2 separate regions of the Homo sapiens genome follow, and region 1 is linked to region 2. A link is a contact called in ENCODE Hi-C or POLR2A ChIA-PET data. All regions are on one chromosome and are shown on one strand. The core of a region is the stretch at or near the end of the contact, and the rest is flanking DNA. Distances in the headings are between cores, read along the strand shown.

The links. A loop is a pair of places that touch in the nucleus more often than their neighbours do. ChIA-PET counts read pairs that join two places held with the same protein, here RNA polymerase II (POLR2A). Pooled maps may share reads with other maps.
Region 1: a pooled map shows a loop between it and region 2 (5-fold over the local background). The contact joins the promoter of KCNN4 here to the enhancer-like site in region 2. A Hi-C loop is called at or near these places in 2 of 37 single-sample maps with no recorded cell type and 12 of 50 pooled maps. POLR2A ChIA-PET finds 5 or more read pairs at or near these places in 5 of 52 experiments (AG04450, H1, WTC11 and 2 more).

The regions. Positions count from the first base shown.
Region 1 is chr19:43,779,077-43,782,386 of GRCh38, forward strand. It overlaps KCNN4 (potassium calcium-activated channel subfamily N member 4), which reads right to left and starts at 1,897. Exons shown (of 9, transcript NM_002250.3): 1 at 1,627-1,897. The coding sequence starts at 1,785. RefSeq lists enhancers at 285-784, 1,143-1,272 and a silencer at 1,879-2,148.
Region 2 is chr19:43,699,384-43,702,458 of GRCh38, forward strand. It overlaps the pseudogene LOC105372412. Among named protein-coding and RNA genes, the nearest start is that of IRGC, 15 kb to the right of the region's middle. RefSeq lists enhancers at 1,061-1,561, 1,920-1,969, 1,980-2,029, 2,120-2,179. Within about 2 kb of position 1,293, at least 35 of the 41 ENCODE cell types and tissues checked have a DNase peak (open chromatin) inside an H3K27ac peak, as active enhancers do.

The sequences.
Region 1 (3,310 bases), core at 647-3,146, 80 kb after region 2:
ACCCTCACCCCAATTTACAGATGGGGAAACTGAGGTTCAGAGGGTTGTAACAGCTTCCCCAAGGTCCCACTGATAGAGGCAGTGGCCTGGCCATGGTGGAGGGAAGGAAGAAATGAGGGGTGAGAAAGCAGAGGGGTGAAGTGGGGTAGGATGGACCCCGTCTCTTCCCATCTGCCAGGGTCACTGTGTTCCCACCTCGGCTTCTGGGTGCGGTGCTTCGGCGTGGGAGCGGCGGGCAGGCCCCGGCCATGCTTCCTGTTGGCATGGACTTCGGCGGCCCCACCCCCTCAGTGCCCGCCGCCTGCCAGAGGAAGCTGCATGCCTGACCCTCCATGTGGCTCCTGGTCACTTCAGAGCTGCCCACCACCCCCTCCAGATCCAAGTCGGAACATCAGACCCTCAGGAATCTACCCAATCTTCATATCAGTGTCCGCATCTGGCCCTACCAGCCCAGTTCCACAACCCTTCTGCCAGAGAGGTCTCCAGCCCCTCCTTTCCTGTTGAGCAAGTCTGTTCTCCCCTCAAGCCACTTATTCCAACCCTTGTCCTTGATCTGCCCCATCACTGGCCTGACCAGGGCTGGAATGTGACGGGAGCCTGCTGAGACCTGCCCTGACCCCACTTTCCCCTTTCTTCCCTACTCACCACTCATCTTCGGAGTCAGCCCCTCTTCCCCAAAAGCAATCAAAACCCCCTTCTCCTTAAGACTCAGGAATCCAGGACCCAGCCCCCTCCTCTCCTGGTACCTAGGAGTCCAGGCCACTGTAAGCCTACCTCTCCACTATTTCCCTGACTAATCAGCATGCAGATTTGGGGAGAAATTGAGCTTGTTAACAGTGGAGACTGGGTTGGGGTTGGTGGGGGGAGGCAGGTCGGGGGAGAGGTTTGTTTCCCATTTCCCATCCCCACCCCCAAGGCAGTTTTTTCTGTCCTTTGCATCTAAGGCACTGGGTAAACATTAGAGGTTAGACAAGGACCAAAGAGCTGCCGCCTACTGGAAGAACTTTGTCTTTCCTCCACTCTCCCTTCACCAAACCTGGGGCTACCTCTCCCCTTATTGGCTCTTGGGGGGCTTGAGTGTCTGATCAGCCACCCTCTGGCCTCCAGGGGTCCTGGACCTCTGGCCGTCTAATGGCAACATCTTCAAAGACTGAAACACTGAAACAAATATTCCCTTCCTTTTGCAGAGAAGGACCCCAGCAACTGTCTCCTGGGAGCACCCAGGAGTCCCAGCCAAAGCCCCTCCTCCCTCAGACCCAAGAGTCTAGGCCCCCAACCTCTCCTCCCTCAGATCCAGGAGTCCTGACCCCCAGCCCCTCCTCCCTCAGACCCAGGAGTCCAGACCCCAGCCCCTCCTCCCTCAGACCCAGGAGTCCTGACCCCCAGCCCCTCCTCCCTCAGACCCAGGAGTCCAGGCCCTCAGTCCCTCCTCCCTCAGACCCAGGAGTCCAAGTCCCCAGTCCCTCCTCCCTCAGACCCAGGAGTCCTGACCCTCAGCCCCTCCTCCCTCAGACCCAGGAGTCCTGACCCCCAGCCCCCCCTCCCTCAGACCCAAGAGTCCTGACCCCCAGCCCCTCCTCCCTCAGACCTAGGAGTCCCAGCTCCCAGCCACCATGCCCCACTCACCGAGCACCCCCCGAACCACAGCATCTCTGCATGCAGCACCATGAGTCCAATGCCAGTTCCTGCCAGCACCAGTGCCCAGCCGGCCAGAGACTTCTCCTGCTCCAGCAAGCGCTTTCGGCGTCTCAAGGCCCCCAGGCCAAGCACCAGATCCCCGCCCATGGCCCCCGGGGTCTTGGGGCTCAGCCAGCTTCCTGCCCAGGGTCCCCCACCTCGCAGCACGCACAGGGCAGCCACTGTGGCTTGCAGGTCGTCAGCCTGCTCTGCTGGCTCTGGGACTTTTGCTCTGAGGCACAGCAGAGCCCTGTGCCCTCTGGGGAGTGGTGACGGCCAGGCAGGGCGGGGAGGGGCAGGGGAGGCCCCAGGGTAGGGGGAGGCTCCCCAGCTCCCCCTTTTGAGAATAAGGAGGGGCTAGGGTGTGTCTTGGGGCAGAGCAAGAAAGAGACGTCCATCCACGTGGATAAAGACACACACAGACACACGATGGGCTTTGTCACACACAATGGTCTGTACTTTGTGACACACACCTCTACTCACCACACCCAGACACCGAAGGACACTCCACAGCCCAAGACGGAGACTAACACACCAGGGCACACAACACAACCTACACAGAGTGACTCACAACTCCCAGCAAGCTCTGAAACCCACAGCCACACCCAGACACCACACACATGGTGTGACACACACCAGCACTTAGCAAGCAGGCAGTATCCCGTGGCACACACAGCCACCCAAACACCGTCCACACACAGGCACAAATATTACACTCAAAGTTGTCACAACTTTCTCTGACACAAAGAGCCACACCCAAACACCACAAATAGGACGATGCACAACTGTGGCCACACAAACACAACATACACCAGGTGTTACACAAACACACAATATATATTAAAGTAGTGACGCCCTGATGCCACACACCACACACCGACACAAACACTGTGCAGTCCCAGTTTCCTAAACACTACACACCCTTGGAACGAAACCCAATACGTGTAGACACACAACATTTAGGGACATACCTATAGTAGCCCCCAATCACCCAGAGCTAGAGAATTGCACATACATTGTGGCGCCTGTTGACTCGAACACAAGTGCTCGCAGTGATGATTCAAAACACGCACTGATTCAGCATGCTCTGATGTGTGGTGCGATTCAAATGTATGGTCAGAGGACAAGCTGAGTGGATGCATGCAGAGACCTACAAGGTACAGCGACACACGGAGAAACCCAAGAAGCACATGCCTGAAGCAAGATGATTCTGGTATATTCTGGCCACACAGGACAACATCCAGGATGATGCCCTGGGGGAAGGGGATGGGGTTGGACCTTCATAGACCCCAGTGCCCAAATGCAACATACGGCTGGGTGCAGTGGCTCATGCCTGTAATCCCAGCAGTTTGGGAGGTTGAGGTGGGAGGATTGCTGGAGCCCAGGGGTTTGAGACCAGCCTGGGCAACATAGCAAGATCCTATCTCTAAAACAAGCAAAAACAAAAAAACAAACGCAACATACACCATCACCTCTGAGCCATGAGCCACACCCAAACATGACATACAATACCTCCACACAACCCAACACGTTATATTCCAACATGCGTGGCCACACAACAACATACGCGGAGTAATACACCAGCACACAGTAACGCAAAACACATAAACACAATGTTTTCCAACACACCCAA
Region 2 (3,075 bases), core at 43-2,542:
AGAACATTCCTGATGAGCTTTCACGAAGGACATGGACTCGAGGGGCTCGCGGGCCCTGTGCGTGTGCAAGGCGCGCGCGTGTGCGCTTGGGTGCGCGCGGGGGTGGCCTTCTGCCTGCGCGCGCCCCCACGTCCCCTCCTTGCACCCTGTCTCCGTCTCGGCAGGCGGCCGGAACGTGAACGTACGCGGCTGCGGCTCCCGAGACCTGTGCAGCGCCCTGGACTGGACCCACGGGCTCTCTGTGCTCCCAAGACACTGGCTGTCGAGCCACTGCAGCCCCCACCGCCGCGCCGTCCTAGAGTCCCACTGCCGCTCGGGCGCCGCGCCCGGCCTCCGCCTCTCCCTCCCGGTTCTGGTGGTAGTCCTGGCAACCGCGACGCTGTGCTAAGGAATCCCGCCTGGACCACCCCGCCGCCCGGGAGGCCCCCTCCACCTGCTTGTTCGGCACGTCGCTAGATGGTGCCCTGGCTCCCCTCTGCTGGGGCAATGCGGAGACCTGGAAGCCTCTGGTGAGAAACTCAGGAAGCAGGGATGAGCTTCCTCCCTCAGACTAGCGTTTCCCAAAGCCAGACCTTCTGCTCCAGACTCAGGGCTTACTCAAGGCTAAGTCCTCTTTCCTCACACCAGGGTCCCAAAGGCCATGCCTCCATCAGCCTAGGGTGTGTCTTCCCCGCTCAGACTAAGGCCACTCACCTGCTGCTGAGATCAGGCGTCTGCTCAACTAAGTTGGGGCGGGGCGCTATACCTCCCCCCTCAGATTAGCACCTTCCCCAAGGCCAAACCTCCTCCCTCAGAAGAGGGCTGTTCTTCTTCCTCAAGTTACTAAGCCTCCTTCTTCAAACGAGGGGATACCCAATATCCGGCTGCTCCCAGACACCAGGGATGTGTCTCTTCTCCCACACATTGACAAGCAACTTCTCTTTTGTTCTCCCTGTTTGGGGTCTAGCAAAATCCTGGGCAGCCAAGGCGGGGCTTGAGGATCCGATACACCCTCTTCCAAGGTTTTCAGAGCAGCCTCCTCCACCCCCACCATGGGCCAAGACGGGGCAGGGGGCATGGGTGGGGTGAGGAGCCCCTCTTCTGTGTGGGCCCAATCTCCCAGCTGTAACCAGATCTGAATGAATCACATCTCACAATGCCAAGTGGTTTGAGTTTCCTTTTTCTGAAGTTTTAGCCTCAAAGAGGGCCCTGATGTGGTCCTCTCTCCTCTGAGGCCAGGGGAGGTTAAGTTACTTCAACTGGTGAACCTGGAGGGGACAAACCGACAACAGTGTCTGGCCAGGGTGGGCATAAGACCAAATGCTGCATCTGGAACTGAACTCAGAGGATTGAGCGGAGAAGTGAAACTGGGTTGCTCACCACAGGCAGAATGCCAGGAACCATTTGCTTTCTGCTGAAAGTGGCTGAGCGCAGTGGTTCACGCCTGTAATCCCAGTGCCTGGGGGCTATGACAGTGGGAGGGAGGGCTACCTAAGAAATCACTCCAGGCCATGCACCAGACAGATTAGGCGGCGTGGCTCTAGGGGGCTTGAAAGAGACCGCCCCCGCCAGGCGCAGTGGCTCCCGCCTGTAATCCCAGCACTTTGGGAGGCCGAGGCCGGCAGATTACTTGAGGTCAGGAGTTTGAGACCAGCCTGGCCAATAGGACGAAACCCGTCTCTACTAAAAATACAAAAACTTAGCCGGGCATGGTGGCGAGTGCCTGTGTTCCCAGTCACTCAGGAAGCTGAGGCAGGAGAATCACTTGAACCTGGGAGGCGGAGGTTGCAGTGAGCTGAGATTGCGTCACTGCACTCCAGCCTGGGCAACAAAGCGAGACTCCGTCTCAAAAACAAAAACTGAAAGTAACAGAAAGCCCAACCGAAAGAATAGAAACAATTCATTTAACATTCATCTAACAAATCTTTATCAGTCACAAGCTATGTATTCTTTTGTAAATGAGACACTGGCGATACAGACAAAATTCTGTGCTCTTATGGAAGTGGTATTTTAGTGGAGGAGACACATAATAAATAAATATCACATATCGTACATCACATATCAGTGAGTACTAGGAAGGAAACAGTGCGGGGAAGGAGAATGGGGAACGCTGCCAAAGAGATATGATCTTATACATGGTGAGTAAGAGCCTCAGTAAGGTGACGTAAGTAAAGACCTAATTGAGGAAGTAAAGACCTACGTGGGGCAAGGGAGAAGGCCATGCAGTTGTCTGAGGTGGGGGAGGAGGACATTCCAGGCAGAGGGAACTGGAAAGGCAAAGGCTCCAAGGCAGATGCAGTAAGAAACAGTTAATGTGGGTCAGACGCAGTGGTTCATGCCTGTAATCACAGTGTGATTTTGGGAGGCTGAGGTAGGAGGATTGCTTGAGGCCAGGAGTTCAAGACCAGCCTGGGCAATATAGCAAGATCCCATCTCTACAAAACATTGAAAAGTTAGCCTAGCATGGTGGTGGACTACAGGTATAGCTGTAGTCCCAGCTGGTCAGGAGATCAAGACCATCCTGGCTAACATGGTGAAACCCCGTCTCTACTAAAAATACAAAAAAAAAAAAATATTAGCCAGGCGTGGTGGTGGGCACCTGTAGTCCCAGCTACTCGGGAGGCTGAGGCAGGAGAATGGCGTGAACCTGGGAGGTGGAGCTTGCAGTGAGCCAAGATCGCGCCACTGCACTCCAGCCTGGGCGACAAAGTGAGACTCCGTCTCAGGAAAAAAAAAAAAATTAAAATAAAAAAATTGAAAAAAAATAAAAGATCTTTAGACTCAAACAGACCTGGGTTTGTGGTGTGGATTCACAATTTATCTGCAGTGTAGTCTTGGACAAGTTTCATAACATCTCTGAGCCTTGTGTTCCCATATTGTAAGGTGTTATTGTAAGGTACATTAAGCACAAGGCTTGGCCCACCCTAAGCTTTCAACCAATTGAAATAGTCATGTCTTCAGGTTGTTAATCATGAGGACTGTGCTATTATTTATCCACATTGTATAGAGGAAGAAACTGAGGCTGAAGGAGGCTAAGAGACTGCTAGTATGAAGAACATTGGGACTGAACACACATCTGTCTGACTCTAGAAGATA